Regions from separate parts of the Homo sapiens genome. Here all the other regions are linked to region 3. A link is a loop called in an ENCODE intact Hi-C map of the cell type or tissue named here. Cell type or tissue: GM12878. All regions are shown on one strand. Region 1 overlaps FIRRE (firre intergenic repeating RNA element). Region 2 overlaps FIRRE (firre intergenic repeating RNA element). Region 3 overlaps FIRRE (firre intergenic repeating RNA element). Region 4 overlaps FIRRE (firre intergenic repeating RNA element). Region 5 overlaps FIRRE (firre intergenic repeating RNA element).

The links. A loop is a pair of places that touch in the nucleus more often than their neighbours do. Peaks named below come from ENCODE experiments on the same cell type or tissue, not always from the same donor. Only the 100,000 strongest peaks of a DNase experiment are listed, where the experiment ranks them.
Region 1: it touches region 3 in a loop (6-fold over the local background); 16 of 110 quality-filtered maps call a loop at or near these places.
Region 2: it touches region 3 in a loop (8-fold over the local background); 7 of 110 quality-filtered maps call a loop at or near these places.
Region 4: a loop joins it to region 3, with 6 times the contacts of the local background. A loop is called at or near these places in 7 of 110 quality-filtered maps.
Region 5: a loop joins it to region 3, with 4 times the contacts of the local background. A loop is called at or near these places in 10 of 110 quality-filtered maps.

What each region holds. Positions count from the first base shown.
Region 1 is chrX:131,761,975-131,766,974 of GRCh38, reverse strand. The region is part of intron 5 of FIRRE (firre intergenic repeating RNA element); the gene reads left to right. Among named protein-coding and RNA genes, the nearest start is that of FIRRE, 66 kb to the left of the region's middle. RefSeq lists enhancers at 2,598-2,647, 3,700-3,979. In GM12878, CTCF peaks have their summits at 3,104 and 4,032; DNase peaks (open chromatin) are centred at 3,064, 3,685 and 4,044; H3K4me3 peaks cover 1,366 bases; H3K27ac peaks cover 1,508 bases.
Region 2 is chrX:131,701,917-131,706,916 of GRCh38, reverse strand. All of the region lies in intron 9 of FIRRE (firre intergenic repeating RNA element), which reads left to right. Among named protein-coding and RNA genes, the nearest start is that of FIRRE, 130 kb to the left of the region's middle. RefSeq lists an enhancer at 2,469-2,708. In GM12878, CTCF peaks have their summits at 1,864 and 2,549; DNase peaks (open chromatin) are centred at 1,826 and 2,546; H3K4me3 peaks cover 1,601 bases; H3K27ac peaks cover 717 bases.
Region 3 is chrX:131,811,183-131,816,182 of GRCh38, reverse strand. The region is part of intron 2 of FIRRE (firre intergenic repeating RNA element); the gene reads left to right. Among named protein-coding and RNA genes, the nearest start is that of FIRRE, 17 kb to the left of the region's middle. RefSeq lists an enhancer at 2,853-3,122. In GM12878, a CTCF peak has its summit at 2,802; a DNase peak (open chromatin) is centred at 2,852; H3K4me3 peaks cover 675 bases; H3K27ac peaks cover 1,341 bases.
Region 4 is chrX:131,726,803-131,731,802 of GRCh38, reverse strand. All of the region lies in intron 8 of FIRRE (firre intergenic repeating RNA element), which reads left to right. Among named protein-coding and RNA genes, the nearest start is that of FIRRE, 100 kb to the left of the region's middle. RefSeq lists enhancers at 2,537-2,596, 2,697-2,846, 3,037-3,326. In GM12878, CTCF peaks have their summits at 2,325 and 2,969; DNase peaks (open chromatin) are centred at 2,322 and 3,082; H3K4me3 peaks cover 1,314 bases; H3K27ac peaks cover 1,382 bases.
Region 5 is chrX:131,744,770-131,749,769 of GRCh38, reverse strand. It overlaps FIRRE (firre intergenic repeating RNA element), which reads left to right. Exons shown (of 10, transcript NR_152876.1): 8 at 312-464. Among named protein-coding and RNA genes, the nearest start is that of FIRRE, 83 kb to the left of the region's middle. RefSeq lists enhancers at 2,376-2,565, 2,676-2,735, 2,796-3,145, 3,316-3,375. In GM12878, CTCF peaks have their summits at 2,450 and 3,124; DNase peaks (open chromatin) are centred at 2,459, 3,139 and 3,509; H3K4me3 peaks cover 1,584 bases; H3K27ac peaks cover 1,964 bases.

The DNA.
Region 1 (5,000 bases), 49 kb after region 3:
CAGTGTCTCATATCTGAAGGTAGAAATGCTGGTGTCCCCAAACCTAGAATTCTTTAGGCTAAGTGATCTTTTATTCACCCCTTGCTAACTATCTTTAATAGAGGCTGTGTGCCTGGGCAGTGGATAGAAGCCTGGCAAGGAAATCACACCTAGCCAAGTACCAGTGGTAGTGACAAGGAGGTTGATTGGTTTATTCTGCAATGGAAGATAGTGTGGAGGGGCAATGAGCCTATCATTCCCATTTAGGTTGGATACATGTCATTCATTTGCACCAGGTAGTCCCTTTAGCCATCATAAAATCTTAATTGCATTCTCTGTATCCTCGTAAACAGCCATTCCTTGCCTCTGATTTAGGGAGAATAGCAAATTGTTGAACCTTGTGGATTAAACCTACCACACCATAAGATAAATAATAAATAACAAAGTAAAGTGTATTTTACTCTACTCTTTTTTTTTTTTTTTTTTTTGAGGTGGAGTCTCGCTCTTTCACCCAGGCTGGAGTGCAGTGGCGCAATCTCGGCTCACTGCAAGCCCTGCTTCCTGGGTTCACACCATTCTCCTGCCTCAGCCTCCTGAGTAGCTGGGACTACAGACGCCAGCCACCACGTCTGGCTAATTTTTTGTATTTTTAGTAGAGACGAGGTTTCACCGTGTTAGCCAGGAAGGTCTCGATCTCCTGACCTCATGATCCGCCCGCCTCGGCCTCTCAAAGTGCTGGGATTACAGGCATGAGCCACCGCGCCCAGTGCATTTTACTCTACTTCTAACATGTCATAACCTTAAACCAAACATATAGTCATGTATGTATTCTAGAGAGCCAATACGCACGTTGTGATGCATCTGTAAAAATTTAAACAAAAAATGAATGGTGTCTACATTTCTAAAGGAATGTTTCTGAGCATATATTTTTCAGAGTTACCTTCATTTACACTGAAGGCTTGCAATGTTGAAAACATTTACCATTTATGATATTCAAATGAATTCATCCTCCTGAAAGCTTTGTTAAAATACACACTTGATCTGCTCCAAACCACAGTGTAGAGTGTGACCCAATTTCAATACAGATTTGTTATTTGCATGAAATTAGGAATGTATATATAGCCGGGCGTGGTGGCTCACACCTGTAATCCCAGCACTTTGGGAGGCCAGGGTGATTGGATCACTTGCGGTGAGGAGTTGGAGAACAGCCTGGCCAACATGGTGAAATCCTGTGTCTACTAAAAATACAAAACAATTGGGGATGGTCCAGGTGGCTCACGCCTGTAATCCCAGCACTTTGGGAGGCCTAGGCGGGCAGATCACGAGGTTGGGAGATGGAGACCATTCTGGCTAACATGGTGAAACTCTGTCTCTACTAAAAACACAAAAATTAGCCGGGCAGGTGGCATATGCTTTTAGTCCCAGCTACTCAGAAGGCTGAGGGAGGAGAATCACTTGAACCTGGGAGACGGAGGTTGCACTGAGCAGAGATCACATCACTGCACTCCAGCTTGGGTGACAGAGCGAGACTCCGTCTCAAAAAAAAAAAAAAACAAAACCAACAAACAAAAAAAACCAAGTAACCAGGCCTAGTGGCATGCACTTGTAATCCCAGCTATTCAGGAGGCTGAGGCAGGAGAATCGCTTGAACTGGAGGTTGCAATGAGCCGAGATCTCGCCATTTCACTCCTGCTGGGAGACAGAGAGAGTTTTAGTCTCAAAAAAGAAAAAAAATGATGTGTATATATCGGGGAACCAGCCCCGATATTCACGTAGGTTCTTTTCTATTTTCCTTAAGCGTCGGCCAGCTTGAGAAATAAAGGGACAGAGTACAAAAGAGAGAAATTTTAAAGCTGGGCTTCTGGGGAAGACATCACATGTCGGTAGGTTCTGAGATGCCCCACAGGCTGCAAAAACCAGCAAGTTTTTATTAGGGATTTTCAAAAGGGGAGGGAGTGTGCGAATAGGTGTGGGTCACAGACATCAAGTACTTTACAAGGTAGTAGAATATCACAAGGCAAGTGGAGGCAGGGAGAGATCACAGGACCGAGGGGAAATTAAAATTGCTAATGAAGTTTCAGGCACCATTGTCATTGATAACATCTTATCAGGAGACAGGGTTTTTGAGATCAACCAGTCTGACCAAAATTTATTAGGCGGGAATATATGCATGGAAATATATTCTTTTATTAGGCGGGAATTTCCTCTTCCTAATAAGCCTGGGAGTGCATGGAAATAATCCAAATTTATTTATTTATTGCCTAGACAAATTGTATTGTAGTGCTTTCCATCTTTATTAGTACATTGATTTTTCTCAATCTTTGTCAAGCATTATTCTTTAATTAACTAGTGGGAGAATACTGTAAGACTTATATCTAAAAGACAAATTATAAAATACACATGCACACACACACACACACAAACAGACACACCCCATAAAGTCTCAGGAAATACTTGAAGACTATGTAGTGTCATGGGAACATGCCGAGTTTTGATGTTAAATGACGAGACCATGAGATGAAACTGTGAATAACCTTGATAGGAACTGAAGATATGTAGTATGAGTATCATGCCATGTGGAGCGCATATGGCATGCAGTAATGACAGCTATCTGGTCCCTCCTCTATGGTTCATGCCAAATTGTTGTCTGCAATGCAACACATGAGCTAAAACATGAAGAACTCCCTGGTTGTCTGGAAGGGGAGCCAGAATAGAGACCACCAGGATTTGTAAATCCTGGTGGTCTCGGAGCCTCAAGCAATTTTATCGCTGTGCTTTCATCCCCAAATTTATCCCCCGAGGGAGACAGTTTGATGCCATGGAAAGTACTGGACCTATAAATCTGAGGTAAATCGTAATCATATAGACTAGGTTAGGAGGATTTTAAATGTCTGAACAAATAAGATTTCTGATGAGGGTGGGTGGTTTCGGCCTTGGTTTGATTTCAGATGGAAAACAAAAGCAAAATTGCCACAGTAAGACCAGATGACTCCAAACTGGGCAAAAAGCAAGGCAGCCATGTTTCCTTGTGCCTTTGTCTTTGGGTGGCGTTTTTTCAGACAAGAAGGGCGGGAGAAGAAGGCTCCACGACACCTGTTAGCACATCTAGAGCACTACTGCCACCGTTAGGACATAGTTAAGCAACGCCCTACGCCCTATGCCTAAGCCATGTCAATGTCCTTCCCCTGAAGACAGTCCTTCCACCTGTTGGAGAAGGTCTGGCCTGTGGGGAGGGGGAAGAGGCTTGAGCTCCATGCTGCTCATCCTTGCCCTATCCTCAAAGACCACACTTTGGGAGGCTGAGGCGGGCGGATCGTCTGAGGTCGGGAGTTTAGGACCAGCCTGGCCAGCATGGTAAAACCCCATCTCTACTAAAAATACAAAAATTAGTCGGATGTGGTGGCAGGCGCCTGTAATCCCAGCTACTCAGGAAGCTGAGAATCGCTTGAACCCGGGAGGGGGAGGTTGCAGTGAGCCGAGATCTCGCCATTGCACTCCAGCCTAGGCAACACAGTGAGACTCCGTCAAAAAAAAAAAAAGACCTGGACATTGGTAGTGTCTTGGTATAGAACCTGGAGAGTGAAGGAAAGTAAATACTGTGAATGTCGCTTGGTAAAATCCTGTTCCTTGTACACGGTACTGATGCTACCAGAGACCCAAAGACCTGTAGCAAGATGCAAGCACATGAAAGCCTGCCAACTCTTGCTCCAAGGGGCAGGAACAGGAGACAGATGCCCACAAGAGCCTGCATGTGTGTTTGAGTGGGTTCCTGTTGTCCAGCAAACAACTGGGGAAATAGAGGCCCTGCCCCGGAAATTCCTGTGCCAGGACTGCCTGGCAGCTGCTGCTTCACTCCAAGCCCCTCACTCTCCAGGTTCTACACCAAGATACCGCCAATGTCCAGGCCTCTCTTAAGACCTTAGAGGAGAAGGCAACAAGACCTAGCCTGGAGCCCAATCCTCTTCCACCTCAGCATAGATTAGACCTTCCCCCACAGCGAGGCTTCCAGGGAAGAATACTGTAATGGCGGATTCTGTCTTCAAACTATTTCCTCACGGTGGCAGTAGTGCTTCATATTTTCTTGGAAGCTCTGTCTAGGAGCTTTCTTCTCCCGCCTTTTCTGTCTGAAAAAATGCTACCCAGAGACAAAGGCCCCACGGATCATGGCCACCAGGAGATTTGTCCAGTTTGGTACGACCTTGTCTTACTGTTGAATTTTTGCTATTTTCTTTCCATCTGAAAACAAAATGAGGCCTAAACCACCCATGCTCCTCACGAATCTTGTTCTTTCAGAAATTAAATATACTCCTCACTGAGACTATCTGGGTATGATTTACTTCACACTGTTACAGGTCCAGCAAGTTCCATGGCATCAAATTGTCTCCTTCAGGTGATAAACTGGGTGGATGAAGGTACAATTAGGAAAAATTTATTTGAAACTTGGGGAAGATCTTTGGCAAACAGTTTACAAATCCTGGTGGTCTTTGACCTGGTTCCCCTCTCGGACAACCAGAGAGTTCATGTTCTAGCCTCATGTGTTGCATTGTAGGCAAAAATTTGGTTTAAGTCATAGAGTAAGGACCATCTGGTCATTACTCCTTGGCCTATATGCTCCACATGGCGTGATCCTCATAGTCCCTATGTTCAGTCCCTATCGAGATCACTCAGTTTCATCTCATGGTCTCAACATTTAACACCAGAACACAGCATGTTCCCATGCATTACATATTCTTCAGGGATTTCCTGAGACATTAGATGCTGTGTGTGGGGGGGATGGGTGTGTGTGTTCTGTTCTGTCCCTTGGAGCAAGAGTTAGTAAGCTTTCAGGCAGTGTTACTGTATCACAGTCCTTTGTTGCAGCAGTATGAGAACACCAAAGACAGGCCTGTTCCAGGTGTGATAAAGCAGGAGCCAGTATGTTTGCTGATAGTCTCAAGGGCATCTAGTTGTCTAAAGACTGAAAGGACCTAAAGTTTTACATTTTCTAGTAGAGTTGTTTTTTGGTTTTGTTTTTTTAGATG
Region 2 (5,000 bases), 110 kb after region 3:
ACCAAATATATAATCATGTATGTGTTCTAGAGAGCCAATATGCACATTGTGATGTATCTGTAAAAATTCAAACAAAAAATAGTGTCTACTTTTCTAAAGCAATGTTTTCGAGGGCATAGTTTAAGATTTACCTTTGTTTATAATGAAGGCTTAAAATGTTGACATATAATATTGATGACATTCAAATTAATTCATGCTCCTCAAACCTTTGTTAACATACATACTTGGTCTGATTCAATCCACAATGTACAATGTAATCCAGTTTTTTTGTTTTGTTTTGTTTTGTTTTTGAGACAAAGTTTCCCTCTGTCGCCCAGGCTGGAGTGCAGTGGCATGATCTTGGCTCACTGCACCCTCTGCCTCCCAGGTTCAAGTGATTGTCCTGCCCCAGCCTCCTGAGTAGCTGGGATTACAGGTGCCCGCTAAGTTTTGTATTTTTAGTAGAGATGAAGTTTCACTGTGTTGGCCGGGTTGATCACGAACTCCTGACCTCAGGTGATCCGCCCACCTTGGCCTCCCAAAGTGCTGGGATTACAGGTGTGAGCCACCGTGCCCAGCCTATAATCCAGTTTTAATACAGATTTATTTTTTACATGAAATCAAGAATGTATATATATATTGAAAGATATACACAGAAATGATCCAAAAGGTTAGTTGCCTTGACACGTTGTATGGTAGTGTTTTTCTTCTTTAGTAGTATGTGGATTTTTCCGAATCTTTGGCAGCCATTATTTTTTAATTAATTAGTGGGAGAATACTGTAAACATTATACCTAAAAGACAAATTATAAAATGCAGACAGACACACACACACACATACACACACACACACCATAAAGTCTCAGGAAATACCTGAAGAATATGTAATGGCATGGGAACATGCTGTGTTTTGATGTTAGATGATGAGACCCCGAGATGAAACACTGAGTAACCTGGACAGGAATTGAACATATGTACTATGAGTATCTTGCCATGCGGAACATATTTGACATGCAGTAATGACAGCTATCTGGTCCCTTCTCTATGATTCATGCATGCCACATTGTTGCCTACAATGCAACACATGAGCTACAACATGAAGAACTCCCTGGTTGTCTGGGAGGGGAGCCAGAACAGAGACCACCAGGATTTGTAAATTGTTTGCCAGCGAAAATCTCTAAGCTTCTAGCAACTTTCTCCTTTTTGTGCCCTCATCCATTGAATTTATCCCCTGAAGGAGACAGTTTGATGCCTTGGAAAGTACTGGACATATAATTCTGTAACGTAAATCATACCCATATAGACTAGATCAAGAAGACATTTAATTTCTGAAATAATAAGATTCTTGACGAGGGTGCATGGTTTAGAGTTTGGTTTGATTTCAAACGGAAGACAAAAGCAAGGCCAGGTGGGGTGGCTCACGTCTGTAATCACAGCACTTTGGGAGGCCGAGGCAGGCGGATCACCTGAGGTCAGGAGTTCGTGATCAACCTGGCTAACATGGTGAAACCTCGTCTCTACTACAAATACAAAAATTAGCTCGACTTGGGTGCGGTGCCTGTAATCACAGTTACTTGGGAGGCTGAGGCAGGAGGATTGCTTGAACCCGGGAGGCAGAGGTTGCAGTGAGCTGAGATCGTGCCACTGCACTCCACCCTGGGCGACAGAGCGAGACTCCGTCTCAAAAGAAAAACAAAAACAAAAGCAAAAACAAAACAAAAGCAAAAGTGCAGCAGTAAGACCAGGTGGACCCAAAGAAGGCAAAATACAAGGCACCCATGTTTGGTGGCGCCTTTGTCTATGGGTGGCGTTTTTTCACACAAGAAGAGCGGGAGTAGAGTCCTCCAAGGTGAGGTTTATTGGCATATCTGGAGCTCTACTGCCATCGTGAGGATATCGTTTAACGAAACCCTACGCCATTAAAGAGTTCTAGTGAGGACTACCTGTTGGGGCAGGTGTGGTCTGGTAAAAGGTGGAAGAGGGTTCGCCTCCATGCTGGGAGTCCTTGCTTAGTCTCGTTTGAGGCTTTAAAAGAGACCTGGACATTGGCGGTACCTTGGTATAGAACCTGGAGAGTGAAGGTTCTAAGAGCAAATCCTGTAAACCTCCCCTGGAAGAACGTTGTTTATTGTGCGCGGATACTGATGCCACAAGAGAGCCAAAGACCCGTAGTAAGATAATACCATGTGAAAACCTACTGACTTTTGCTCCAAGGGGCAGGAACAGGAGACAGATGCCCACAAGAGCCTGCATTTGTCTTTGAGCGGGTTCCTGCAGTCCTGCCCAGAGGAGGAACCGAGGCCCCGCCCCACGACTTTCTGTGCCAGGACCGCCCGGCAGGGGCTGGTTCATTCTAAGTCCTCACTCTCCAGGTTCTACACCAAGATACCGCCAATGTCCAGGTCTATCTTAAGGTCTTAGAGGAGAAGGCAAGAAGACCTAGCTTGGAGCCCCACGCCTCTTCCTCCTTCCCACAGATCAGAATTTCCCCAACAGAGAGAAAAATACTGTTCTCCAGAATTCGAGAACAGTGTAATGGCGTAGGGTTTCATGAAACTTCATCCTCACGATGGCAGTAGTGCTCCAGAAACGCCAAGAAGCCGTGTCTAGATCCCTCTTCTCCCGCCCCTCGTGTCTGAAAAAACTCCGGCAAACATGGCTGCCTTATGTTTTGTCCAGTTTGGGGGCAACCTTGCCTTACTACTCAACTTCCGCTTTTGTTTTCCATGTGAATCAAACTGAGACCTAAAACCACTCACCCTCATCAGGAATATTGTTATTTCAGAAATTTAATTGACACCTGACTTTGTCTATGGAGTTCTGCTTTCATTATATGCAATCTGTGCAGTTCTGCTCAACATTCTATATCCAGTACTTTCCCATAGTATCAGATTTTCTACCTGAAAGGATAAGTGTGAAGTCTCCAAGCTTAAGAGAGAGAATAAAATGCTAGAAGTTCAAGACTTAGAGAAAGGCCTCTCTAGCCACCCTATTTTCCTTTGAGACTCTCAAGATAGTCTGCATTTATTTTCAGTCCTACACTAATACTTGTTTGGGAGTTACTCCTGTTCCAGGAACGAAGCCCGGCCCGCTGCATTTTCTAGAGGCCTAGTACGGAAAAGCAGGCAAACTAGGAAACACAGGAATTTATTGCTGTAACTGGATACAGGAAGAACGCTGGAGATAATTCCACCAGACCAACTCAAAGTGTTACAATTTTCTTAGTGCTTATATAGGTTGGGGTTATGTGCCTACTGCAATATAGCATTCGCCTATGTCTATTGGTAACTAAATTTGCTTCAACTAGAATGTCAGAGGCAAAAAAAATGCTTGCTAAGTCCAATTAAAAGGGCCCCAGTACCTTCAAAGCCTGTCTACTGTGGTACCGGAATGATTATTTCTATCTTATCTCCTTTACAGCTTGGTCCGGAGAGCTGCCTTGGACTCTCCAATGCAGCTGCCTCTGTTACCTTGACTCGTCTCAGATTTCATTGACCCAAGATGGGTCCTGGCACTAGGAATGTAAGACTGTCTCCATTCTTTTGGCTTGTTCCAGAGAAGCCCATGCAAGGTTCCTACTGACCATATGTTTCTTTCTTTTCTTTTGTTTTTTGAGACGGAGTTTCGCTGTTGTTGCCCAGGCTGGAGTGCAATGGCGCGATCTCCGCTCACTGCAACATCCGCCTCCCGGACTCAAGCGATTCTCCTGCCTCAGCCTCCCGAGTAGCTGGGATTACAGGCATGCGCCACCACGCCCGGCTAATTTTGTATTTCTAGTAGAGTTAGAGTTTCTCCATATTGGTCAGGCTGGTTTCGAACTCCTGGCCTCAGGTGATCTGCCCTCCTTGGCCTCCCAAAGCGCTGGGATTATAGGCGTGAGCCACCGCCCCCGGCCTTGACCATATGTTTTATTTCTAGCTTTGATGTCTGGGCATCGATTTCCCTCGGTTAAACTATTTGCTCAATGTTAAGGCCACTCTGTAGAAATTTGTCTGTGTAACTGAGGTGCTATGCAGGCCTGCCTGTGTGACTGTCATGCAGGCCTGTCTGTGTGATTGTCAGGGAGAATTGGTCTGCCACAATCCTTTTCTAAGCATAGCCAATAGAGGTAGTTAGGCATAATTTGTATATTACAGAAATTGCCTTACAGAGAGTAACACATTTCTATACTCTCCTTCCATAACAGACACTTAAAAAAACAAAAAAAGTAATGTATGCTTGCTGTGGACCTCATTTAAGATTGCAACAGAAGCACTTTTCAATACTATTAAACAGCTTTTTACTTTCCATATTTTAAGCTTTTTAATTTATTATTTATTTTCTTAATTTTCTATTTTTAATTTTTTGATACATTATATTTGTATATATTTAAGGGTACATGTGAAATTTTGTTACATGCATACAATGTGTAATAATCAATTCATGATATTTAAGTTACCTATCAACAAAGTATTTATCATTTCTATGTGTTGGGTACATTTCAAGTCCTTTCTTCCAGCTATTTTAAAACTACAGAAAAGTGTTGATTATAGTCACCTTACTCTTCTATCAAAGTTTAGAACTTATTTTTTCTAACTGTATGTTTCTACGCATTAACCAACTCTCTTCAGCCCCACTGCCCTCCCGCAAATACACCCTTTCCTGTCTCTGGTATCTATCATTCCACGCTCCACCTCCATGCCAACAAGTATTTTAGCTCCTACAGATGAATGAGAGCTATATTTTCCTTTCTGTGCCTGGCTTATTTCACTTAACATAATGATCTTCAGTTCCATCCAAGTTGCTGCAAATACATCATTTCATTTTTTTAATGGCTGAAGAGTATTCCATTTTGTATATATAGACTGCATATTCTAGGTTTTCCAGTTCGTTAGTGTATAGTCGTTCATAATACTCTCTGATGATCTTTTGTATTTCTGTGGTATCAGTGGTAATCTCTCCTTTGCCATTTCTGATTTTGTTTATTTGGGTCTGTTCTTTTCTTGGTTAGTCTAGCTAGTGGTTTATCAGGTTCATATGTGT
Region 3 (5,000 bases):
AGACAAATGTGTTGAGACAGAACTGTGGATGGCACTAGCAGTGGCCTCAGCTCAGGAATTCCTCAGGCTCAAGAATGTTGTGCTCACCTCACCTGGCTATACTTAATAGAGGCTAACAGGCCTGATTGCCGATGGAAACAATTTCATTGTTTCAGGCATAATAAAAATAACAGCAAAAACAGGAAACTACAAGCAATTGTTTGTCAGTATTTACTGCCCTTCAACCATTGACATCCATTACAGATCATTAGCTATTCCAAGATGAAAAGTTAAAGAGAAACAATTCAGCAAGGAAAGAGAAAAGGAACCAGGCACAAACTTCGCAGAAGAAAAAGGCCATGGAACAACAAAGTCCATTGGCAGAGGTTCTCAAATTCACCAATACTCAAGTAAATTACAGTATGACAAAGTCTCAACCATTCCCCACCTCTTCAAAATATCCCTAAGTAAGTTACTGAACATGAAACCACTGATAACACCTAGTTTGTGTGAACATTTGTAGAATTGGACAAGTTCCCGTGAGGTGGGAAGCATTGTCAATTGGTTTAACTATTTGGTGGGCAATATGTGTGCATCACTTAACCTTTCACATGAGCACACTCTTTGTCCAGAGTCAAGGTCACATTCCCATAGGAGACAGGAGTGCAGAGATGAGTAGGTTCATTCAGCTTTCCTCTGCAATGTCAGAGAGTGGGGAGGAGCAAAGGGCCTATTCTCTAGTAGATTGACTCCACATGTTTCAGCTATACCAGGTAGTCCTCTTAAGTCCTTGAAAAGACTGAATTCCATTCTCAGTGTCCACATCAGTAAAGATATTCCACCTCTTTGATTAGGGGTTAAAGCAAATTATTGACTCTTTGGGATCAAACCATCCTAGTTTACTAATACAAGAAAACAAGCCAAGTGCGGTGGCTCACACCTGTAATCCCAGCACTTTGGGAGGCTGAGGCAGGCAGATCACGAGTTCAGGAGACCGAGACTATCCTGGCTAACATGGTGAAACCCCGTCTCTACTAAAAATACAAAAAATTAGCTGTGCATGGTGGCGGGTGCCTGTAGTCCCAGCTACTCGGGAGGCTGAGGCAGAAGAATGGCGTGAACCTGGAAGGCGGAGCTTGCAGTGAGTCGAGATCCCGCCGCTGCACTCCAGCCTGGGCGACAAAGCAAGACTCCGTCTCAAAAAAAAAAAAAAAAAAAAAGAGAAAACAAAGGAAAAAATAAAGTCTATCTCTCTCTACTTATTCCATGTATGACTACTGTAAGTTGAGTGCATATATATGAATTCTAAAGAATGAATTTGCAGTCTTCTAACGAAGATACTCATTGTGTCTACCTTCCTGGAGTAATTATTTTAAGGCCATGCCCTCAAGTATTAACGTTATACATGTCTCCACGTTTGAAATAGTAACAAGCAAAGTTTACATTGGAAATCAAGAAACAAAGGTATACCTTTCAGGTTTTAAAATAGCCTTCAGTGTAAGAATCAGTTTCTCTGAAAATTATACATTGCTCTGTTTACATATGGAAATTTTAAAAAATCACTTTTTATGGTGAAGAAAACAAAAATCTTTGGGCAAATTTATAAGTAACACAAAATCCAACCATCCGAAGGATATTTAATGACCCATGCGGTGGCCTTATAATAAAAGGGAAAAGGAAAAGGAAAAATTTCAAAACCCAAGGAGATCTGCAAACTATGGGGAAGCCTAAAGTCATACCAACAAACCCATGAGTGTCACACATACACGTACTCATGCAAATATTCAAATGGAATAGATTTAGAAGAGAGCAGAAGAAAGAATATCAAAATACTCATGCTTGTTTTCATGGACTGCTCAGCATTTTCTCTAAAGGATCATGTACAGAGATCATCCCTGGTACGAAAGAGTGGTACTAAAGAGGCAAGTTTTCTGGGGGTCCTGATGTACTCAACTCCCTGAAGGATATCTTGTCAGGCCTACAAGGAATCTTCATCAGAAAAAGGCTAAGGAGCAGGCACAGAGAACAATACTTGCTAATCTTAATGAACAGTTAGATCCTGAGCCTTAAAAGCCTCATCTTCCTTAGAAGAAAGCTAAAGAAACCATTTCTGTCCCATTAAGAGAGATGAAATGAGAGCAGATCCCTCCACGTGGGTATGCCTTCACAATGGACCCTAGAAAAAAATGCTGCAAAGCCACTACAGCTGTTAACTCCTGGGCTCAGAGAATACCTCCAGGCCTTCTGGTTGTGTATATCTGCACTCTTATTGATGTTCTGGAATTTATTGACTTGGCACAGTGACACATGCTCCTTTTCCTCAGATCCTTCTTGCTCTAGGCAACAGAGGCACCAGACTTTTGGTGTCCCTGAGACCTCCAGCTGCTGTTAGATGCCACCTCGAATGAGATTCATTTCCCCCTCCTCACATTCTAACGTTGCTAACATTGGGGCCCATACCCCAAAGTACAGGGATATCTTGTGCCAGCCCAAATGTCTCATGGTCTAAGGGGCAGGGTCAGGAGACCAATGCCCAGAAGCTGTGTGTAGACTGTAGTTTTTCCATAGTCCTGCCCACAGTGAGAGGAAACCAAAGCCCTGCATCAGTCCTGGTACCTTACTTAGCAGCTTCTTCACTGAGATTTTGCCTTTGTCCAGACTGAACTCCTGGAAAGCCTAAGAGTTGAAGTTGAGAAGGCCCATCTTGGGGTCAGGCCCTGTTGAACCTTTGAATTTGCTACATCTTTCTTAACTGCTAGATAGGAGGGAAGTTCAAACCCGAAGCTTTTGCTTTTGTCAAACTACTTCCTCGCGATGGCAGTATGGGCCCAGAAAAGCCAACTAACCCTGCCCCCAGGCCTTCTTCTCCCTCCCATTCCATCTGAAAAAAACCACCACTAACAGGCAAAGCCACCAGGAAATATGGCTACCTTGTGTCTTGCCCAGTTTGAAGAAACTTGCTCACACCGCTGCGCTTTTGCTTTTGCTTTCCATATACAATCAAACTGAAGCCTAAAACCACCCACTCTCATTAGGCATCTTTTCTTTTCAGTAATTCAGTTTCCTCTACTACAGCTTCATAGATCTCCTCATCGGTCACCATTAGATATGCAGGATTTTCCCCATTTTCAAGTTTTCTGATACAAGGTTCAAGTCCCAAGGAGTCCGTGCATGAGGAAAAGATATTGCTGGAACTCCAAAGCTTGTATGAGGCTTGGCTATCTGTCTCCATCAGACGTTGTGGTCTTTGACCTGGCTCATTTCCCAGGCTCTTATGGCGTACTCCATTTTCTGGCTCACATATTTTAGAAAGTAACCAAAATGGCATCCTTCTTTTTAAATGTCTTTCCAGATGGAGAACTCACTAATAAATATTTCAGTTGCTCAAACTTGATGTTCAAAATAAATACTCATATTTAGCTATTATCATTTAAAGACATCAGAGTTAAGCTGTTCCATAGGTTTTGAACTAATATGTTAAAACATTATCAACTTTATCGTATGACCTTTTCTTACACTTTTATATTTTTATGCCTCATATATTCATGTTTTAATTTTCACATACACGATGCTTTGAATGAATAAAGAAACAACACATTTTAAATAATTAATTGGGCAGTTAGGTAGAGAATGTACATTGTGTATCCTCCTTAGATAATTGTATAATTTATTGTCCAAGTTGGACAACTGTGTGAACCGTGACTTCCTAAGGCACACTGAAAGGAATGTTCACCCTATTTATCATTCCACAGTCTTGAGACAAACACTGATCACATCTTTATGCTTTATTTACCTAAATATATTGATAATTTTTTTTTTTTGAGATGGAGTTTCGCTCTTGTTGCCCAGGCTGGAGTGCAATGGCACAATCTCAGCTCACCGCAACCTCCGCCTCCCAGGTTCAAGCGATTCTCCTGCCTCAGCCTCCCTAGTAGCTGGGATTACAGGCATGTGCCACCACACTCGGCTAATTTCGTATTTTTTTTTAGTAGAGATGGGGTTTCCCCATGTTGGTCAGGCTGGTCTCAAACTCCCGACCTTAGATGATCTGCCCGTCTCGGCCTCCCAAAGTGCTGGGATTACAGGCATGAGCCACCGTGCCCGGCCTTTTTTTTCTATTTTTGAGACAGAGCCTTGCTCTGCCACCCAGGCTAGAGAGCAGTGACGCAATTTCGGCTCACTGCAACCTCTTGCTTCCTGGGTTCAAGTGATTCTCCTGCCTCAGCCTCCCAAGTAGCTGGGATTACAGGCGTGTGCCACCGTGACCAGCTAATTTTTATATTTTTAGTAGAGACGGAGTTTCGCCATGCTGGCCAGGCTGATCTCGAACTCCTGACCTCAGGTGATTGGCCCGCCTTGGCCTCCCAAAGTGCTGGGAGTACAGGTGTGAGCCAGTGCGCCTGGCCGATAAATTTTAATTTGTATATACACATACATGTTTACAAAAATTGGGCATTGTCCTGCATATTTTTTCTTTTATACTTTTTCTCTTGGTTATAGTATGAGCATTTTGACAGTTGTACTTTAGTTATCCAAAAGTATAATTTAAAAATATGAAAATAGCTATTTATTTATAAGAAATAGAAATATTTTTATTTATATAAATATTTATAAGTAGAAATATTTAAAATTAAAAGTAATAGACTCAATACAGAATATTTAGAAAATATGGAATTCAGATAAGTGAACACAAAATGACCTATCGTATTACTATAATCTGTATGTATTTTTTCTTTAAACACCAATTGCATAATAGCGTATGTTGGATTTTTTTCCCTGATATTTCTATTTTCTCCTCTTTAATCCACTCTTCATTTTTCTCTACTTCTCTGTGTATCAAATGGCTAATCTGTATGGACTATGTAATCTGGCTGTTTTGCTCTATGTCCTGGTTATGTTCTCCTATAAAGGATTCTGGCAGGATTTCAGGAGTAGGTTAGGTATTTATTTAATCAGATCTATGGTTTTGACTCCATCCCTTAGCCAAATACCACTATCTTAACAGTATCTAGGAGGAGTAA
Region 4 (5,000 bases), 84 kb after region 3:
TTTCTCTTGATCAGCACATGGTTATTTTTAACTTCTTTGCAAATTCCATGTCTTTGTTACTAATGAGAAAATATAGGACTGATTCCCAACTGAAAAACAATAAGACACATACACAAGAAAGTCATAGGGCACAGTCCTAAGTGACAGCCATTTAATGACACTGGAAAATATTTCTAATTCAGTGTTAAATAATGAAACTATGAGACAAAATCCTGTGATCAATCTGATTAGTATTTACAGTCATTCCTGTGTTTGTGTCTATTCAAGTAGGGCTGTGTGTGTCTTGTCAGGCTTGAGAGCTATCCGTACCCTTATGTTAGTGCCCCACTAAATAGCATCCTCCCCCTCAATGTATAAGGCCTACTGACTAGATTAGAACATGGAGTAAAATTCCCGGGGAACCTGAGTAGGGAATCAGGACAAGAACCACGTGGCCTGGTGCCTAGATTTGCTCTTCTCCAAGCCTTTAGAGGTGAGCTTTTTTTTTTCTTCTCTCCTTAGGCATGGAAACCTAAGGTCTCTCCCCATTACTACAAGACTATTTGATATCACAATAAAATACTGCAGATATGATGCAGAGTGAAAAAGAGTAGAAATGGGAAGATTTGGTTGTGCAGAAACTGAGTTCTTAAAAAGATGAGATGCTTGATGAGGGTGCATGGATTACATCTCAGGTTAATATCCAATGGAAACCAAAAGCAAATGGTTAAGAGTGGAAATTGTTTACACAAATTGAGCAAAATGTTAGGTAGCCATAATTTCTGATGTCTTTGTCTCTTCATGAACTTTTTTTTAGAAATGTGTAGTGATGTAGCTGTAAAAAATCAAAGAGCTGATATTGTCTACTTTACTAAAGTAATTTTCCTGAGGCTGTATGTTAAGATTTACCTTTATTTATATTGAAGGCATGAAATGTTGACATATAAGACTTAGTACTGGTGACATTTGAATTAATTCATGCATCTGAAAGTTTCATTAAAATACACATTTGGTCTGATCCAAACCACTATGTACACAGTAATCCACTTTTTACACAGATTTATTTTTTTGCATGAAGTTAATGTATGCACATTTTGAAAGATGCATGGAAATAATCCATAAGTTCATGAGTTACCTTGACAAGTTGTATGGTAGCGGTTTTCTGTGTTAATACATGGATTTTTCTTAATCTTTGTCAAGCATTATTCTTTAATTTACTAGTTGGAGAATACTGTAATCCTTATACTTAAAAGACCAATTATAAAACTCTCAGAGACACACACAAACACGAACACAAACACACACCCCATAAAGTCTCAGGGAATACTTGAAGAATATGTAATGGCACGGGCACATGCTGTGTTTTGATGTTAAATGATGAGACCATGAGATGAAACCCTGAGCCACCTTGATATGAATTGAACATATGTTCTATGAGTATCATGGCATTTGGAGTATATATGGCATGCAGTAAGGAGCGTCACCTGGTTTCTCCTCTAATGGCTCATGCCAAATTGTTGCCTATGATGTACCACATAAGGCTCTTAGAATAGGAAGAATTCCCTGGATGCCTGACAGGGGAGCCAGGGCGAAGACCTCTGGGATTTTTAAATTTTTTGCTGGAGTTCTTTTCCAAGCTTTCAAGCTTTTAGCCCTTTTCTCTCTCTCTCTCTTTTTTTTTTTTTGAGACACTCTCACTCTGTTGCCCAGGCTGGAGTGCAATAGTGCGCTCTCCGCTTACTGCAACCTTCCCCTCCCAGGTTCAAGTGATTCTCCTGCCTCCTCCTCTGGAGTAGCTGGGATTACAGGCCTGTGCCACCACGCCCGGCTAATTTTTGTATTTTTAGTAGAGACAGGGTTTTGCCATGCTGGCCATAATGGTCTCGAACTCCTGACCTCGGGTGATCCGCCAGCTTCGGCCTCCCAAAGTGCTGGGATTAAAGGCGTGAGCCACCGCGCCCGGCTCCTTTTCTCTTTTTTGTGAGTTCATCCACTGAATGTATTCCCTGAAGGAGACAGTTTGATGCCTCGGAAATTACTGGACCTGTAACTCTGAAGTAAATCAAACCCACACAGAGTAGGTCAGGAGGATATTTAATTTCTGGAAGAACTGGATTCCTGATGAGGACCGGTGCTTTAGGCCTCGGTTTGATTTCAAGTGGAAAACAAAATGAAAAAGTGCAGCAGTAAGACTAGCAGGCTCCACACTGGGCAAATAGAAGGCATCCATGTTTGGTTGCGCCTTTGTCTATGAGTCGCGTTTTTTCAGACAGGAAGGGCAGGAGAAGGGGGCGGTGCTCCAAGACAGGGCTTTCTGGCATATCTGATGCACTACCGCCATCGCGAGGATGTCATTTAACGGATCCCTACGCCATTACATGGGTCGTCTTGTGAGGACTACCTGTTGGGGAAGGTCTGGTCTGTGGGGAGGTGGAAGAGGCTTGGGCTCCATGCTCAGAGTCCCTGCCTTCTCGTCTAAGGCCTTAAAAGAGACGTGGACATTGGCGGTACCTTGCTGTAGAACCTGGAGAGTGAAGGTTCTAACAGCAAATCCTGTAAACTTCCCTTGGAATAACTGTGTTCCTTGTGAGCGATATTGATGCTACCAGAAACCCCAAGACCCATAGCAAGATGCTAGCAAGTGAAAGCCTGCTGACTCTTGCTCCAAAGGGCAGGTAGAAGAGACAGATGCCCACAAGAGCCTCTATGTGTGTTTGACTGGTTCCCTACTGTCCTCCCCACACCGGAGGAACCAAGTTTCCGCTCCACGACTTCCTGTGCCAGTACCTCCTGGCAGCTGCTGGTTCACTCCAAACCCCGCACTCTCCAGATTCTACACCAAGATACCGCCAATGTCCCTGTCTCTTTTCAGGCCTTAGAGGAAAAGGCAGGAAGACATAGCCTGGGGGCCTACAGATCAGCCTTTCCCCCACAGGGAGGCTTTCCGAGAAGGACGCCATGATGGCGTATTCCGTCTTTAAACGATTTCCTCACGGTGGCAGTAGGGTTCCACATTTTCAATCAAGCCCTGTCTTGGAGCCCTTTTCTCCCGCCCTTTCTGTTTGAAAAAACGCCTTCCAGAGATAAAGGCGCCACTGAACATGGATTACTGGAGATTTGTCCAGTTGGGTGCAACTTGGGTTTGTGACCCGTAGAGGGTCAGGATTGCAAGTTGTCCAGGTTCTTGGCGTTTTGAACAAATAATTGCATAAAATGCCCAGCAAAGCAAAGCAAGAATGAAGTAACAAAAGAATGAAAGCAAGGGTTTACTGAAAACGAAAGTACACTCCACACTGTGGGAGATGGCCTCAGCAGAGGCTCAAGGGCCTGGATACAGAATCTTCTTTGGTTCAAATACCCCCTAGAAGTTTCCCATTGGCCACCTCATGTAAGTGGAGTGGTCGCCCGAAATAAATCTGATTGGTTGCAGAAAGGAGACAACCAGAGGCTAAACTGAAGTTACAAAGGTCACACTCCTGTGCAAATATCTGATTGGTTGCAAAAAGCAACCAATCAGAGGCTAGGGTGAAGTTAACAAAGTTATACTTGTATGCAAACGAAGACTAGGCCAGAAGTCAGCCTAATTTGTTGCCACAGCCAATTTTCCATCTGTAGTGCAGAAAAGGTCAAAGGGAGTAGCCTCTGGTCCTTTTGTTACTTAGGCGTTGAAAGTGAGGGTTTTCCTTTCAATTTAGTTCTAGGAAGTCAGCGTAAAACAGCCTTAGGTCCCCTGCCTCCAGGCCCTATTCTCCTGCCTCATCTCCCCGCTGAGAGACTTGATCCCCATAAATCTTTATGTGAGGCAGAGGGACTGAAGAGCTTTCTTCTGTAACTGCTTCATGCCGACCTGGGGCATAGTCCCTACCTATTGGAAATCACGGAACTCTCGCCATGCTCTATCTCGTGGAGGCAGGGTAGCTTCTTGATGGCCAGGGGTGGTGTCTTCACCTGGAACTGGCTGGAACCGTGGTTGCATGATCATCTGAAGCTTGATGATTATCTAGGCGAGAGGAAATGAATTTGGCTAAAAGATTTAATGGGAACTTCAGGGGGTTGATACCTATGCTGTCAGAAATGTTTTTTATAGAGATATGCAGGAGAAAAAAAACAAAACCTGGTCTCTTGTAGAATCTATGCGTTTCCCTAAAGTTTTAGCACGAGCGACTCCATTTTGGTTTGGTTTGGTTTGGTTTGTAGGGGCCTAGTGCATGAGCTCAGTCCAAAACAATGGCCTCCCATAATTTTCTTTAAAAAATTCCCCTTTATTCAGGTTTTCACTTGAGTGAGAGTGGGACCAAAACTTAGGGCCTTAGTGCCACTCTTGGTTACTATTATTTTGGGTTTTCATTCTCAGCACGTCAGGTATAGGTTACGGTGTCCTCATGGTTGCAGATTCTTTTGGCTCTTGTTATTCCAGTTGAAAAGAAACTATATTTCATTTTAGAGATGGCTGCATGCAAGCATTTAAAACCTTTGAGAGAACGCAGCACACCAGGGAGACTATTATTAGAGGATATACCAAGAATTTGGAGTATGCCCCTTACCCAAGATCTCCATAAACCAAACCTCCTAAAACCAAACAGATCAAAGAATGAGCTAGATAAAGAGTTTACTCACTTAATGAAGCAATTTCTTCATCAATTCCCGATCACTGAATTTTTTTTTTTTTTTTTTTTTTTTGAGATGGAGTCTCGCTCTGTCACCCAGGCTGGAGTGCAGCGGCGCGATCTCGGCTCACTGAAAGCTACGCCTCCCGGGTTCACGCCATTTTCCTGCCTCAGCCTCCCAAGTAGCTGGGCCTACAGGCGCCCGCCACCACACCCAGCTAATTTTTTGTATTTTTAGTAGAAACAGGGTTTCACCGTGTTAGCCAGGATGGTCTCAATCTCCTGATGTCATGATCTGCCTGCCTCGTCCTCCCAAAGTGCTGGGATTACAGGCGTGAGCCACCTATGCCTGGCCACTACTGAATTTTTATAATCCTCATTTGATGTATTTCCCCATAGGCCACAAGTGCCAGC
Region 5 (5,000 bases), 66 kb after region 3:
ATAATGAAACCATGAGACAAAATCCTGTTATCTATCTGATTAGCATTTATAGTCATTTGTGTATTTGTGTCCATTCAAATAGGGCTGTGTGGGTCTTGTCAGGCTGGAGAGCTATCCGTACCCTTATGTTAGAGCTCCACTACATATCGGCCTCCCCCTCAACATGTAAGGCCTACTGCCTAGGTCAGATATGGAGTAGAACTGCTAGGGAACCTGGGTAGGCAGTCAGGACAAGAACCACATGGCCTGGTGCCTAGATTTGCTCTTCTCCAAGACCTTAAGGGTAAGCTTTTTTTCTCTTCTCTCCTTAGGCATGGATCACTAAGGTCTGTTCCCAATACAAGAAGACTCTTTGACATCATAATAAAATACTGCAGATACGATGCTGAGTGAAAAAGAGTAGAAATGGGAAGACTTGGTTGTGCAGAAACTGAGTTCTTAAAGAGAGGAGATACTTTATGAGGGTGAGTGGATAACCTCTCAGTTTAATATCCAATGGAAACCAAAAGCAAATGGCTAAGAGTGGAATATGTTTACACAAATTGAGCGAAATGTTAGGTAGTCATAGTTTCTGGTGTCTTTGTCTCTTCATGGCCTTTTTATTGAAACATGTAGGGATGTATCTGTAAACATTCAGACAAAAAGCTGATAGTGTCTACTTTTCTTTCTTTCTTTCTTTCTTTTTTTTTTTTTTTGAGGCAGTGTCTCGCTCTGTCGCCCAGGCTGGAGTGCAGTGGTACAATCTCGGCTCACTGCAAGCTCCCTCCCGGGTTCACGCCATTCTCCTGCCTCAGCCTCCCAAGTAGCTGGGACTACAGGCGCCCGCCACCATGCCCCACTAATTTTTTTTTTTTTTTGTATTTTTAGTAGAGACAGGGTTTCACCGTGTTAGCCAGAATGGTCTTGATCTCCTGACCTTGTGATCTACCCGCCTCGGCCTCCCAAAGTGCTGGGATTACAGGCGTGAGCCACTACGCCCGGCGATAGTGTCTACTTTTCTAAGGCAATATTCCTGAGGCCCTATTTTAAGATTTACCTTTATTTATATTGAAGGCGTGACATGTTGACATATAAACTTAGTACGGTTGACATTCAAATGAATTCACACATCTGAAAGATTCGGTAAAATACACACTTGGTCTTATCCACACCACAGTGTGCACAGTAATCCACTTTTAACACATTTATTTTTTGCATGAAATTAACAGTGTATGTACATATTGAAAGATATGCATGGAAATAATCCAAAAGTTCATGAGTTGCCTTGACAAGTTGTATGGTAGCAGTTTTCTTCATTATTAATACATGGATTTTTCTTAATCTTTGTCAAGCATTATGCTTCAATTTACTAGTTGGAGAGTACTGTAATCCTTATACCTAAAAGACAAATTATAAAACTTTCAGAGACACACACAAACACAAACACGAACACACACACCCCATAAATTCTCAGGAAATATTTGAAGAATATGTAATGGCATGGTGACATGCTGTGTTTTGATGTTAAATGATGAGACCATGAGATGAAACTCTGAGCCACCTTGACAGGAATTAAACATATGTACTATGAGTATCATGTCATTTGGAATATATATGGCATGTGGTAATGTGCGTAACCTGGTTTCTCCTCTAATGGCTCATGCGAAATTGTTGCCTACAATGCACTACAGAAGGCTCTTAGAATACGAAGAACTCCCTGGATGTCTGATCAGGGAGCCAGGTCCAAGATCCCTGGGATTTTTTTTTTTTTTTTTTTTTTTGAGACCGAGTCTTGCTCTGTCGCCCAGGCTGGAGCGCAGTGGCACAATCTCGGCTCACTGCAACCTCTGTCTCCTGGGTTCAAACAATTCTCCTACCTGAGACTCTTGAGTAGCTGAGATTACAGACGCCCGCCACCACCCCCAGCTAATTTTTGCATTTTTAGTAGAAACGGAGTTTCACCACGTAGGCCAGGCTGGTCTCCAACTCCTGACCTCAGTCAATCTGCCCGCTTTGGCCTCCTAAAGTGCCGTAATTACAGGCGTGAGCCACCGCACCCTTCCCCCTGGGATTTTTTAATTGTTTACTGGAAAGATCTTTTCCAAGCTTTAAGCCCTTTTCTTTTTGTATGTCCATCCACCGAATTTATCCCCTGAAAGAGACAGTTTGATGCCACGGAAATTACTGGTCCTGTAACTCTGAAGTAAATCAAACCTACACAGACTAGGTCAGGAGGAGATTTCATTTTTGAAAGATCAAGATTCCTGATGGAGGCAGGTGGTTTAGGCCTTGGTTTGATTTCAAGCGCAAAACAAAAAGAAAAAGTGCAGCAGTAAGACCAGCTGACTACCAACTGGGCAAAATAGAAGGCATCCACGTTTGGTTGTGATTTGTCTATAGGTGGCGTTTTCTCAGACAGGAAGGGCGGAAGACCTTGGCTCAAAGACAGGGCTTCTTGGCATATCTGGAGCACTACTGCCATCGCGAGGAAGTCGTTTAGTGAATCCCTACGCCATTATTACAGCGTTCTCTGAGGACTACCTGTTGGGGAAGGACTGGTCTGTGGGGAAGTGGAAGAGGCTTGGGCTCCAGGCTGGGAGTCCTTGCCTTCTTGTCTAAGGCCTTAAAAGAGACATGGACATTGGCGATATTTTGGTATAGAACCTGGAGAGTGAAGGTTCTAATAGCAAATCCTGTAAACTTCCCTTTGAATACCTTTGTTGATTTTGCGCGGTACTTATGCTACCAGAGACCCAAAGACCCATAGCAAGATGACAGCACATGAAAGCCAGCTGACTCTTGCTCCAAGGGGCAATTACATGAGACAGATGCCCCCAAGAGCCTCCATTTGTGTTTGAGTGGGTTCCTGCAGTCCTGCCCACACTAGGAACCGAGACCCCGCCCCACGACTTCCTGTGCCAGGACCGCTGGGCAGCTGCTGCTTCATTGCAAGCCCCTCACTCTCCAGGTTCTACACCAAGATATCGCCAATGTACAGGTTTCTCTTCAGGAGTTCCAGGAGAAGCCAAGAAGACCTAGCCTGGAGCCCAAACCTCTTCCACCACCGCACAGATCAGACCTTCCCCCACAGCCAGGCTTCCCGGAAAGAAGCTATAATGGCGTATTGCGTTATTAAACGATTTCCTCACGGTGGCAGTAGTACTCCATATTTTCAAGAAAGCCCTCTCTTGGCGCCCTTTTCTCCCGCCCTTCCTGGCTGAAAAAAACGCCACCCAGAGACAAAGGCACCACCCAACATGGCTTCCTGGAGATTTGTCCAGTTTGGTGCAACCTGGTCTTACTGTTGAATTTTTCCTTTTTTTACTCCGTGTGAAAACAAAATGAGGCCTAAACCACCCAGGTTCATCAGGAATCTTGTTCTTTCAGAAATTAAATACACTCCTCACTGAGTCTATCTGGGTATGATTTACTTCACACAGTTACAGGTCCAGCAAGTTTCATGGCATAAAATTGTCTCCTTAAGGTGATAAATTGTGTGGATGCAGGTACAACAACAAAGGTAGATATCAAAGAGATAGATAACCAATACATGAAATTTGAAACAAGCTAAGTGAAAGAAGGAAGTTGAAAACGGCCACTTGTTATGATCAGTAGTGAGGGAAAGCAGATGAGTGTTTGTCAGGGACTGGGCAGAGAGAGAGCCCAATGCGGAATGACTGCTTAATGGGTCCGGGGTTTTGTTTTGTGGTAATGAAAATGATTTGCCACTATGTAGTGGTAATGCTTGCACGGCATCTTGAATGTACTAAATGCCACTCAATTTCACACATTTTAATGGCTAATTTTATGTTATATGAATTTTACAAACTCAGTTCTAAAAAGTGCCAATACTTTTAAACCTATCATTATTTCTATGGATAATTAATTATATTAGAAAAGTGCTCAAATTATCAGTGAAGAAAACTTGTTTATAACAGTTATACTACTGGGTGGCCGGGCATGACACCTCATGCCTATAATCCTAGCACTTTGGGAGTCTGAGATAGGAGGATGGCTTGAGGTCAGGAGTTCGAGGTCAGCCTGGTCAACATAGCGAAACCCCATATCTTTTTTTTTTTTTTGAGACAGAATCCCGCTTTGTCGCCCAGGCTGGAGTGCAGTGGCGCGATCTGGGCTCACTGCAACCTCCGCCTCCTGGGTTCAAGCAATTCTCCTGCCTCAGCCTCCCAAGTAGGTGGGACTACAGGCGTGTGCCGCCACACCCGGCTAATTTTTTGTATTTTTAGTAGAGACGGGTTTCACCATTTTAGCCAGGATGGTCTCAATCTCCTTACCTTGTGATCCGCCCGCCTCAGCCTCCCAAAGTGCTGGGATTACAGGCGTGAGCTAACCTGCCCGGCAACGAAAACCCATATCTAAAATAAAAAGTAAAAAACCTGTTATACTACAGAGGAAATTGAACATTAGTTTTAAAAAGTCCATATTATATGTGCATAGGGAAAAGTGATTATTTCTTCTCACTATGTTTGACCTACCATATGTTTTCTGCTTTATAATTTCTTAAAGTTCTTGTAGAATAAAATACAAAAAAATTAAAGCACTCAAAAGTATATATTGATGTAGATATATTCAAAGAGCATAAAGTGATGCTGCAGATTTTGTACAAATTTCAAACATTATGCATCCAATTATATTTAAACTGTATCAAGTGTGTGTGTATTTATATCTGTCTGGAGATATATTACAAAATTTTAAATGCCATATATATATATGAGACTGTCTCACTGTTGCCTAGGCTGGAGTGCAGTGGCATGATGATCATGGATCAATGCAGCATCAATCTCCCTGGGATCAGGTGATCTTGCCACCTCTGCCTCCTATACGTACCTGGGGCTTCTGTTGTACCCCACCATGCCCAGCTATAGTTTGTATTTTTTGTAGACACAGGTTCTACCTACATTGCCAGGGCTGGTATTGAACTCGTGGGCTCAAGCTGTCTACCTGCCTCGGCCTCCCAAAGTGCTGCAATTACAGTTGTAAGCCACCGCGCCCAGCCAATG